Linked DNA regions of Homo sapiens: region 2 is linked to region 1. Evidence: chromatin contacts called from ENCODE Hi-C or POLR2A ChIA-PET data. All regions are on one chromosome and are shown on one strand. Each heading gives the region's core, a stretch centred on a gene start or an enhancer-like site at or near the end of the contact. The rest is flanking DNA. Distances are from core to core; before and after follow the strand shown. Region 1 overlaps CLCN7 (chloride voltage-gated channel 7). Region 2 overlaps IFT140 (intraflagellar transport 140).

Region 1 (5,080 bases), core at 1,707-4,206:
AGCTTCATTTTTGCATGTGGAAATCCAGTTGTACCAGCACCATTTGTTGAAAACACTACCTTTCTCTGTTGAAATGTTTTGACACTGTTGTGGGAAATCAATTGATCGTACATGTTTTGGATTTCTTTCTGGACTCTCTCAATTCTCTTCCATTCTTTTGTGGCCATCTTCATGCCAGTACCATGCCTGGTTTTTTTTTTTTTTTTTTTTTTGGCTTTTTTTTAAGAGTTGGGGTCTCACTGTGTTGCCCAGGCTGGGTGGATCACTTGAGGCCAAGAGTTTGAGACCAGCCTGGCCAACATGGTGAAACCCCGTCTCTACTAAAGATACAAAAATTAGCCAGGCGTGGTGGTGCACACCTGTAATCCCAGCTACTTGGGAGGCTGAGGCAGGAGAATGGCTTTAACCTGGAAGGCGGAGGTTGCAGTGAGTTGAGATCGCGTCACTGCACTCTAGCCTGGGCAAAAAGAGTGACTGTATCTCAAAAAAAAAAAAAAAAAAAAAAAAAAAAAGACAGATGAGGGTTTTACTCTGTTGCCCAGGCTGGTCTTGAACTCCTGGCTTCAGTTGATCCTCTTGCCTCTGCCTCCCAGAGTGCTGGGATTACAGGTGTGAGCCACCGCACCCGGCCTCATGGATTGATTTTTGGATGTTAAACTAACTTGTATTCCTAGGCTGAATTCACCTTGCTCCTGGCATTGCTGGAATCACTTTGCTTGTGTCTTACCAAAGATCTTTGCATCCGTGGTTGTAGGGGTGTTGGTCTGTAGTTCTCTTTTTTTTTTTTTTCTTTGAGACGGAGTCTTGCTCTGTCACCCAGGCTGGAGTGCAACGGCGCAATCTCGGCTCACTGCAACCTCTGCATCCCGGGTTCAAGCGATTCTCCTGCCTCAGCCTCCTGAGTAGCTGGGATTACAGGCGCCCACCACCACGCCCAGCTAATTTTTGTATTTTTAGTAGCGACAGGGTTTCATCTTGTTGTCCAGGCTGGTCTCGAACTCCTGACCGCAGCTGGTCCACTTGCCTCGGCCTCCCAAAGTGCTGGGATTGTAGGTGTCAGCCACCGCGCCCCATGTGCAGTTCTCTTGCTGTGTCCTTGTCCTTGGTGTCGGGATGATAATGGCCTCGTGTGTGAGCTGAGAGGGGCCTCTCTCCTTGTGGCCTTGTCAACTGTGCTTCTCTCTTTGCCTTTTTCTGCCACAGGATATGGACCCTCCACATCCCTTCCCCAAGGAGATCCCACACAACGAGAAGCTCCTGTCCCTCAAGTATGAGGTGGGCGTCCTTCTGTCCCCCTGACCCTGAGACCCGGCCTCTGCCCCCTGCCAGCCCACTCCCGGTCCCCTGTGCCCGCACCCAGAGCGTGGGTTCGGTGCTGAGTGCTGCCCTTGCTGTCCCGGCCTGCAGAGCTTGGACTATGACAACAGTGAGAACCAGCTGTTCCTGGAGGAGGAGCGGCGGATCAATCACACGGTGAGCTGGACGCCGCTCCCTGCAGGGCCCCACGGTGCGGGGCCTGGTGCCGGCCGGGCCTGGGGCTGCTCTTCTGCCGGGGTGAGGTGACGCACCTCCTCCCTCCTCCTCTGACTCCGCCTCTGAGGCCTGTGGTTCGTCTGGTTTCTAGAGACAGTGGGAGGGTCACGGTCACCGTAACCAAGAAGGCTGCTCTTACGGCCGCCAGATGCGGTGCCCAGCATAACAACCGCTGGCTGTGAAGTTGTTGGGAATTCACCCACCTCCCCGAGTCACCCTCGGGCCCCGGGTGCGCCTCAGATGTTGGCCAGAAACTGTCCTTTGTGGGACTCAGCGCACCGTGCACACTGGGCCCTTCATAATCCCGGGGCCTGCAGGCGGTCTGGGCGGTCCTGCTGCTGCCAGAGTGACTGCGCCAGGGCCCTGCCTGACCCTCGCCCTGACCGCGCCCTGCAGGCCTTCCGGACGGTGGAGATCAAGCGCTGGGTCATCTGCGCCCTCATTGGGATCCTCACGGGCCTCGTGGCCTGCTTCATTGACATCGTGGTGGAAAACCTGGCTGGCCTCAAGTACAGGGTCATCAAGGGCAGTATCCTTCCCAGTGCGGCCGCTGCAGCTTGGGAGGGGGGCGTGGCCTGGGCCGAGTCCCGGGCAGAAGTCCTGAGCCCAGCGTGTTCCAGTGCAGGTGGAGGCGGCCCGGCCAGGCTGGCTGTGTCCCTGTCATGGTTGGGCCGTGAGACGTCTCTGGGATGTCCAGTGAACATCATGGCTCCACCCAGCAGGGTGGCATCTGCCAGGCTGGTCTGTGGGGCAGGGCTGAGGTCTGGGCTGGGTGGTCATGACGGGGAAGCAGCCAGCCCTCCTTGATGAGCCCCAGATATCGACAAGTTCACAGAGAAGGGCGGACTGTCCTTCTCCCTGTTGCTGTGGGCCACGCTGAACGCCGCCTTCGTGCTCGTGGGCTCTGTGATTGTGGCTTTCATAGAGGTGGGTGGCAGGATGCCGCAGCTATGGCGGACCCCATGAAGGATTGGGGGTCTTGGTGAATGGGCGGGAACCCCTGCAGCTCACCCACCCCCACCATCACATTGGCTGACAACCCGGGCACTTTTAGAATCACGTGGTCCAGACTCACAACCTCAGGAGGAGCAGACACACCAGGGCCTCTTCACCCCCAGAGCCCTGGGGTGCTGCTCCTGACCTACCAGCACAGGCCTGGGCACCCTCACCCCACTCCGCCCCTCCTTCCATCTCCTCACTCTGCCCTCCCCTCCTTCCATCTCCACCTCCGCCTCCACCACGTCCTTGATCTGTGTCTGGGCTGGGAAGAGTGAGAGCAGCTACCCCAACGACATGAGACCCTTCCCTGGGGCCCCAACGTGTGTGCTGCTCTTCCCTTCCCTGAGGCCCCGACGTGTGTGCTGAGCTCCCCTTCCCTGGGGCCCCGAAGTGTGTGCTGCTCTCCCCTTCCCTGAGGCCCCGACGTGTGTGCTGCTCTCCCCTTCCCTGAGGCCCCGACATGTGTGCTGAGCTCCCCTTCCCTGGGGCCCCGACGTGTGTGCTGAGCTCCCCTTCCCTGAGGCCCCGACGTGTGTGCCGCTCTCCCCTTCCCTGGGGCCCCGAAGTGTGTGCTGAGCTCCCCTTCCCTGGGGCCCCGAAGTGTGTGCTGAGCTCCCCTTCCCTGAGGCCCCGACATGTGTGCTGAGCTCCCCTTCCCTGAGGCCCCGACGTGTGTGCCGCTCTCCCCTTCCCTGGGGCCCCGAAGTGTGTGCTGAGCTCCCCTTCCCTGGGGCCCCGAAGTGTGTGCTGAGCTCCCCTTCCCTGAGGCCCCGACATGTGTGCTGCTCTCCCCTTCCCTGGGGCCCCGAAGTGTGTGCTGAGCTCCCCTTCCCTGAGGCCCCGACATGTGTGCTGCTCTCCCCTTCCCTGAGGCCCCGACGCGTGTGCTGCTCTCCCCTTCCCTGATGCCCCGACGTGTGTGCTGAGCTCCCCTTCCCTGGGGCCCCGACGTGTGCGCTGCTCTCCCCTTCCCTGGGGCCCTGACGTGTGTGCTGCTCTTCCCTTCCCTGGGGCCCCGACGTTTGTGTGCTGAGCTCCCCTTCCCTGAGGCCCCGACGTGTCTGCTGCTCTCCTCAGCTCCTGGGGCTCCTGGGGCTGAGGGGCTGCATCTGTCTCAGCCTGGCCGTGACCCACTCAGCCGTGCTTCCCCTCTTTCAGCCGGTGGCTGCTGGCAGCGGAATCCCCCAGATCAAGTGCTTCCTCAACGGGGTGAAGATCCCCCACGTGGTGCGGCTCAAGGTGAGGGTGCGGTGGCCCTGGCTGGGCAGGGTGGGCGCCCGCTCTTTGCTGGTTCAGGAGCAGCTCTCTTGGCTGCCTGCCTTCCAGAACTGGCCTCAGCCACCCTGTGTACTGGTGGCACTGTGTGCAGATGGGCTGGCTGGGTGTGAAGGGGTCACCTTTTTTTCTGAAAGTGGTAACAACTGGTATTTGCACATATTAAATTACGTAAGAAATGAGTAGTCATACAGAAATGCTTGCGTGGTGCATGTGTGACACAGCTGTGCGACGCGTCTGTGACTGTGGGCTGCGTGGTGGTGACTGATTCACCGTGGAAGCTGTCGTGGTAGTGGGCGTGTAGCAGTTTCCCGCTTTCAGTTTGCCTCATGGTCATTTACACTTGGTGTTATCAGAGCATCTGGTTCTGGAGGTGCTGGGAGTCCTGACCCAGTTCCGCTGTGGTTGCTTCTGTCTGTGCCGCCATCGTTCCTTAGCCTGAGACTTGCCGCAGCCCCGTCCCGTCTGAGGATGGGTGGGCAGCATGGCCGCTGCCCCCTGGGGGTGCTTCCGGGGCCTGGTCCCCGTGGCCAAGGAGCGGGACCAGTGTGTCCCCTCTGGCGAAAGCTCCCAGGTGACCTTGGGGTGCCCCTGCCCTGTGGTGGGAGATCAGGTTTACTGGAGCAGCTGGGAATGGCGACCCGCCTGTCACCCGCGCCAGGCTGGCCTGAACCTTCTTGGATGTTGCTCTATAACTTTTGTTGGCTGAGGGTTGAGTTTGCTCGGCATCTTTAACATACAGTCCTCCCCCACACACTCAGCGCCCTTGTGTTTAGGGTCTGCGCCCTTGTGGGTTCTGCCCTGGGGCAGGGAGGCTGATAAACACCTTACACACCTTCTCAGGTGGAGAGGATGAGGCCCCTGGGGGCGGGGAGCAGCCGAAGGGAGAGGGGGCATCGTGGAGCCGCAGGTGACCAGCCTTCCAGTGCCAGGGGTGTATGAGGAGCCTTGCTAGGCGGGGCTAGCGGGAACACCTCCCCTGTGCTGGCCACGCTGGCGGAGGCAGGTGTGCCTGTAGGATGCGGTGGGCGGCCCAGCTTTGCCTCAGGAAGGAAGGAAACGAAAGAACCCCTTGCCTGCTCAGTGCTGAGGCCACAGAGGGCAGGTCCCCCGAGTGAGTGCGGGGGACGCTTGGCTGCTGTTTAGCTCCACTGTGGCCATGGGGAGACCCAGCCTGGGGGTGCTGGCCCCCTCCCGGAGGCCCCGTGTCCCAGCCACTCTGCCTGATCGGGGCTGTGTGTGCTGTTTTACGGCTCAGGTCCAAAGACAGCGC
Region 2 (4,622 bases), core at 1,999-4,498, 78 kb before region 1:
AGAGGGAGGTGCGTTTGTTGCCCTCAGGGACCAGGGCTCGTCACGTTTCTGTAGCAGAGAAATGTTCTCCCGCAAATAAAACCTTACACAGGGGCCCAAATGAGGTGGTGGTGAAGCAGTGTGTTCCCAGGCCCCTGCACGCTGCAGAGCAGACAATGTGTGTGCTGACAGACACTCAGCCTGGAGTCAGGGACTGCATGTGAAGCAACAGCCCCACAGAGTCCCTAGCCTGTCATCGCCATGCCTTGTTTTCTATTGAACAATATTTGGGAAATTCGATTCCCAAAACTAAGTCGTTATAAACAGTTGCACCTTTTTAAATGACTTGCCTTGAAATTTCAGGGCACTCTTCAGGTAACTGATGCAGGAATCTAAGAGGGAAGCAGCCTCACCACTCAGGAGCGGGTCCCCGCGCCCGCATCCATCACAGACACCAGAATCCAGGCTCAGGAGCAGGTCCCTGTGCCCGCATTCATCACAGACACCAGAATCCAGGGAGCAGCAGAATGTCCCAAGAGCCCTGAAGGTGCTGGCCTCTAGGGTGACTGCTGTGTGTCCTGGGTGGAGGCCGAGAGGGGATGGGGAGATCCTCAAGCTGCCTCCTCAGAGCACGCCTGTGGGAAGCCAGCCCAGCAGGGGAAGCTGTCGAGGTTCACGCGTGCACGGGGCAGGCACGCTGGCATCAAGGCTCAGGGGTGGTGGGGGATGCGGGCTGCTTTACTTCGTGAGTGTTTACGTGGTTAGAAGTATCCGTTGGAACCACTATTGCCAGTATTAGCAATTCCACACGGTTCAACCTCAACATTTATTGAAATGCAATCTGGATTCACAGAATAACCTCAAAGCTCTGGAGCCGAGGCATCTGCTTCCCACCTGGCCCTTGGGCTGGGTGCTGCTCCAGCGCTCACATCTGCCCCGGCCCCAGGCTGAGGTGGTGTGTGGGATCGTCTCAGTCTAGGCTTTCGGCGTCCCAGCATCCCTGGAGGCACACTGCTCCTCGCCACTGAGGGTCCCCCCGCCGTCCTACCCACTGTATTTCAAGCTGCTTCCCTCCACAGCGTCCCCTCCTGTCACTCGGGGCGGAGGGAGCTCTCCTTCCTGGATGCCAGGCTTTTCCACTGTGCCCGCTCCGGCCTGGGTGGCGCCCCCAGCCCTGAGACCTCCAGGGTGTGAGGGCAGTGCGCAGAGAGTGGAGGCATGAAGGACCCTGGGGCACGGGGTCCCCGGGCTGCTGAGGAGTCTGAGCAGCCAGCACATGGCACCATGAGCCTTCCGCTGGCAAGGGGGAGAGCGGAGCACGCTGCCTGCCCGCAGACAGGCAGGCACCACTGACAGGGCCATGGGAAGCGGCAGCAGCTGCCCCTCGCTCATTTTTCTCGCAGCAAAACAGACACCCCAGTGAGCGTCACTGCCACGTAACTGAGAGCTCACGTTCCTTCATCTCCAAAGTAACTGCAGAGTTAGAAACCATAGCGCTCCCGCGAGGTTCTCTCTAAAGAAGGAACAGAAGACGCGGGGGCTGAGAGCCAGCCTGGTGGCCAAGGGGTTCCCGTACGGACAGCGGGAAAGCCTGGCAGCAGGTGAGGACCTGGCTCAGCATGGGCATAGGTGGCCGTGGGGCCAGAGTGCTTGGAGGAAGGGGCAGAGCCCAGGGCACTGGAAATGCCAGAGGACAGCAGAGATGTGCTTGACCTCAGCCTGGCACCGTGCAACTTGCTGAGGCCTAAGGCGTGGGGCGGCATTTGCACCATGTGGCTTGCTGAGGCCCAAGGCATGGGACGTCACTGGCACTGTGCGGCTTGGTGAGGCCCAAGGTGTGGGGTGGCTTGGCACCGTGTGGCTTGGTGAGTCCTGAGGCTTGGGTCGGCGTTGGCACCGTGTGGCTTGGTGAGGCCCAAGGCGTGGGGCGGCGTGGCACTGTGCAGCTTGGTGAGGCCTGAGGCGTGGGGCCGTCTGGCACTCTGCAGCTTGCTGAGGCCTGAGGTGGGGGGCCATCTGGCACTGTGCAGCTTGCTGAGGCCTGAGGCGTGGGGCCATCTGGCACTGTGCAGCTTGCTGAGGCCTGAGGTGGGGGGCCGCGTGGCACCGTGCAGCTTGGTGAGGCCTGAGGTAGGGGGCGCTTTTGCCCTGGGTTTCTCACCTGCCCTAGGGCCTGTGCAGATGGGACCAGCAGGAGCCAGGGTTGAGGCAGACACTGCCCTGGCTGACTGGCAGGACCTTCCTGACTGCTCCAACGGACTCCACAGCCAGCCCCAAGCAGTGACCACGTACAGCCTGCAGGGACCGGAGTGAGGCCTGCATTTTGAGGGCGTCCTGTCCACACATTAGGGACGTGTGTGAGCTCTGGAGGCCCCTTCCAGCAGGATCTGTGGCACGGTGCTGTGCCATCTTTGCTCTTAACTGTCTTGGCAATGACTTCCATTCAGAAGCCTCTGCTTCTCTAAACATTGCAAAATGAGGGAGGCATTAAAACATCACGCAGAAGGTCATGTTCGAGAGAGGAGCAGCTCAGATTCCCTGCCCAGGGCTCTGCGCTCTGCCCTGGAGGGGAGGAAAGACCAGAATGAAGGGGGAGGAGGGATGCAGAGCTGCCCTGGGAGGAGCATAGCCCAGAATGGCATGACCGAGGTGGGCTTGAGCACCAGGCACAGCTGCACGTGTAGTTGTGGTGAGGGTGAGTGACCAAGGTTCCTGGGAGCTGGGAATAAGCAGACGCACCCCTGACCTGTCCTCTCGCCCTCAGCCCTGGCCTCTCAGCCTTCCTTCCTCGCAGCTCCAGGCACACAGCCCTGTGCCACACACCATGGCAGGGGCTCTGTGCAGCAGCCGTGCCCCACAAGCCACTCTGCAGCCTCCAAGTCCCCAGGGTGCATGGCTCACCACAAGGGCACCCACAGACCCACCGCCCTGCCAGGAAGGAGGCACTCCTGCCCGAGCCTTCCTGTCTGAGCCACGCTCCCGCCTGCCCCAAGAAAGCTGTTTGGAGCTGGCGTTCACTGCTTGGGTGTTATACGGGTTCCTGGGGTGCTGCCTGTGTGCGTGGCTCTGCGTGGCTCTGCGTGGCTGTGCGTGGTAGCAGCTGACTTTTAAAGGTGTCGGTGAGAACGTGGTTCAGCTGGGTCCTGGCCGAGCAGGGGGTGAAGCCCGGGAGCTCTGTCCTCCACCTGTATTCAGGCAGGGTCTTACGTGCCCGTTTGATGTGTGGCGGGGCATGCGTGGTGACGGAGCCACGTGGAGCCACCGGAGAGAGGGGTGGGGCTCCCCCTCAGCTAGCGCCAGGCTCTGGCTCGCCTGCCTCGAGATTCAATCACACGGTCATCTGTTCCCAAGCCACCTTGTTTCAGATGCCTGACAGAACGCACGAAATACAGAGAGATGACGTAAATATCCAAAACGAGACGAAGTGAGGAGGAGAAATTGAGACCCCCTCTGGACATGGCATGTGAGGTGGACCTCAGGCCTCCCTGGTCCCCCGAGCTCCTCACAGGGAAAGAGCACCCCTGATCCGTAATGAAAGTCCCACTCACCACAGGCCACAGGACACCCCTGGCAGGGGCACGGGAGGGCCTGAACCTGGATGAAGTCGAGACCGGGCTCCTCTGCCCTGGGTCCAGCCCTCTTTGCCCTGACCAGAGTTCAGGATGTCCGGGGCGCGTCCCCTGTCCCTCAGGCAGGCTCCTGGTGATGTTTGCGAGTGACGAGCGCTGGATGATTTTGACTCCATGTGCCCCATGGGGCAGGGCCTCAGGGCACAGAGCCGTCCGGAGACATCCACGCGGGCCTCAGCGACATCCGGAAACCCCGAGGGTGGCCTGGTGTGCGTGAGGAGGCACGCGGTGTGGCGTTGTCTTCCCTGGCCTGCGTGAGGAGGCACGCGGTGTGACGTTGTCTTCCCTGGCTTGCCCCACCCCGACCCTAGACTGGTTCTCGGGATGGAATTGTGAGCAAACCAGCACCCAGCCTCACAGCACAGACGGTCGCAGCCCATCATACGTGCTGGGTGATTTTACAAGGAACACTGGCCAAGGCAGGAAGGAAGACGCTAGGAGCTGGCTGGACTCAGTGGGGTGGCCAGGCTAGAGCTGCTGCCCCCAGCCAGGGCTGACTCCCAGGCCTGCCTAGGTCACACGGCAGGATTTTGCAGAAAGGTTCATAGGCTAGCTTGATGTGCAGTGGTGGCAGGTAGCAGCCCCTCACCCGATTGGGGACATGGGTGCACGTGAGTGGGGGCAGCGAATGTTGCTGTGGACAGAGGGGCCACCCCGTGGGAGAGCAGCACGTGGGCTTGGAGAGGTGGGCACCAGTGCAGATGGACGTCGGTGAAGGAGAAGGCGAGAGAGGCAGGAGGAAGACACCAGCACGGCCAAGGGAGACTCTGGGCGCGTCCCCGTGTTGGGGCCTTGGGGGATGTGGTGGCTGCACTCCAGCCTGGGTGACAGAGCAAGACTCTGTCTTAAAATAAATTTTAAAATTAAAGAAAAGTTACCCGTTGAGCCTGTTCCTTTTCCTGAGCTGAGTCCCGTTTACAAGGAGCTTCCGTGACGCTTCCCTTGTGTGGACAAACCTTCGCTGCTCAGGTTCACTGAGGGTCAGCCACCTGCAGATGCCATACAAGTTGCAGG

The links. A loop is a pair of places that touch in the nucleus more often than their neighbours do. ChIA-PET counts read pairs that join two places held with the same protein, here RNA polymerase II (POLR2A). Pooled maps may share reads with other maps.
Region 2: a loop to region 1 is called in a pooled map, with 2.2 times the contacts of the local background. The contact joins two enhancer-like sites. A Hi-C loop is called at or near these places in 1 of 168 maps with a recorded cell type or tissue (heart left ventricle), 1 of 37 single-sample maps with no recorded cell type and 2 of 50 pooled maps. POLR2A ChIA-PET finds 5 or more read pairs at or near these places in 2 of 52 experiments (AG04450 and activated CD4-positive, alpha-beta T cell).

What each region holds. Positions count from the first base shown.
Region 1 is chr16:1,457,798-1,462,877 of GRCh38, reverse strand. CLCN7 (chloride voltage-gated channel 7) reads left to right here. Exons shown (of 25, transcript NM_001287.6): 3 at 1,204-1,275; 4 at 1,408-1,473; 5 at 1,930-2,062; 6 at 2,351-2,460; 7 at 3,691-3,771. Among named protein-coding and RNA genes, the nearest start is that of CLCN7, 15 kb to the left of the region's middle. Within about 2 kb of position 2,956, at least 3 of the 41 ENCODE cell types and tissues checked have a DNase peak (open chromatin) inside an H3K27ac peak, as active enhancers do.
Region 2 is chr16:1,536,462-1,541,083 of GRCh38, reverse strand. All of the region lies in intron 19 of IFT140 (intraflagellar transport 140), which reads left to right. The region is part of intron 1 of TMEM204 (transmembrane protein 204); the gene reads right to left. Among named protein-coding and RNA genes, the nearest start is that of TMEM204, 5.1 kb to the right of the region's middle. Within about 2 kb of position 3,248, at least 9 of the 41 ENCODE cell types and tissues checked have a DNase peak (open chromatin) inside an H3K27ac peak, as active enhancers do.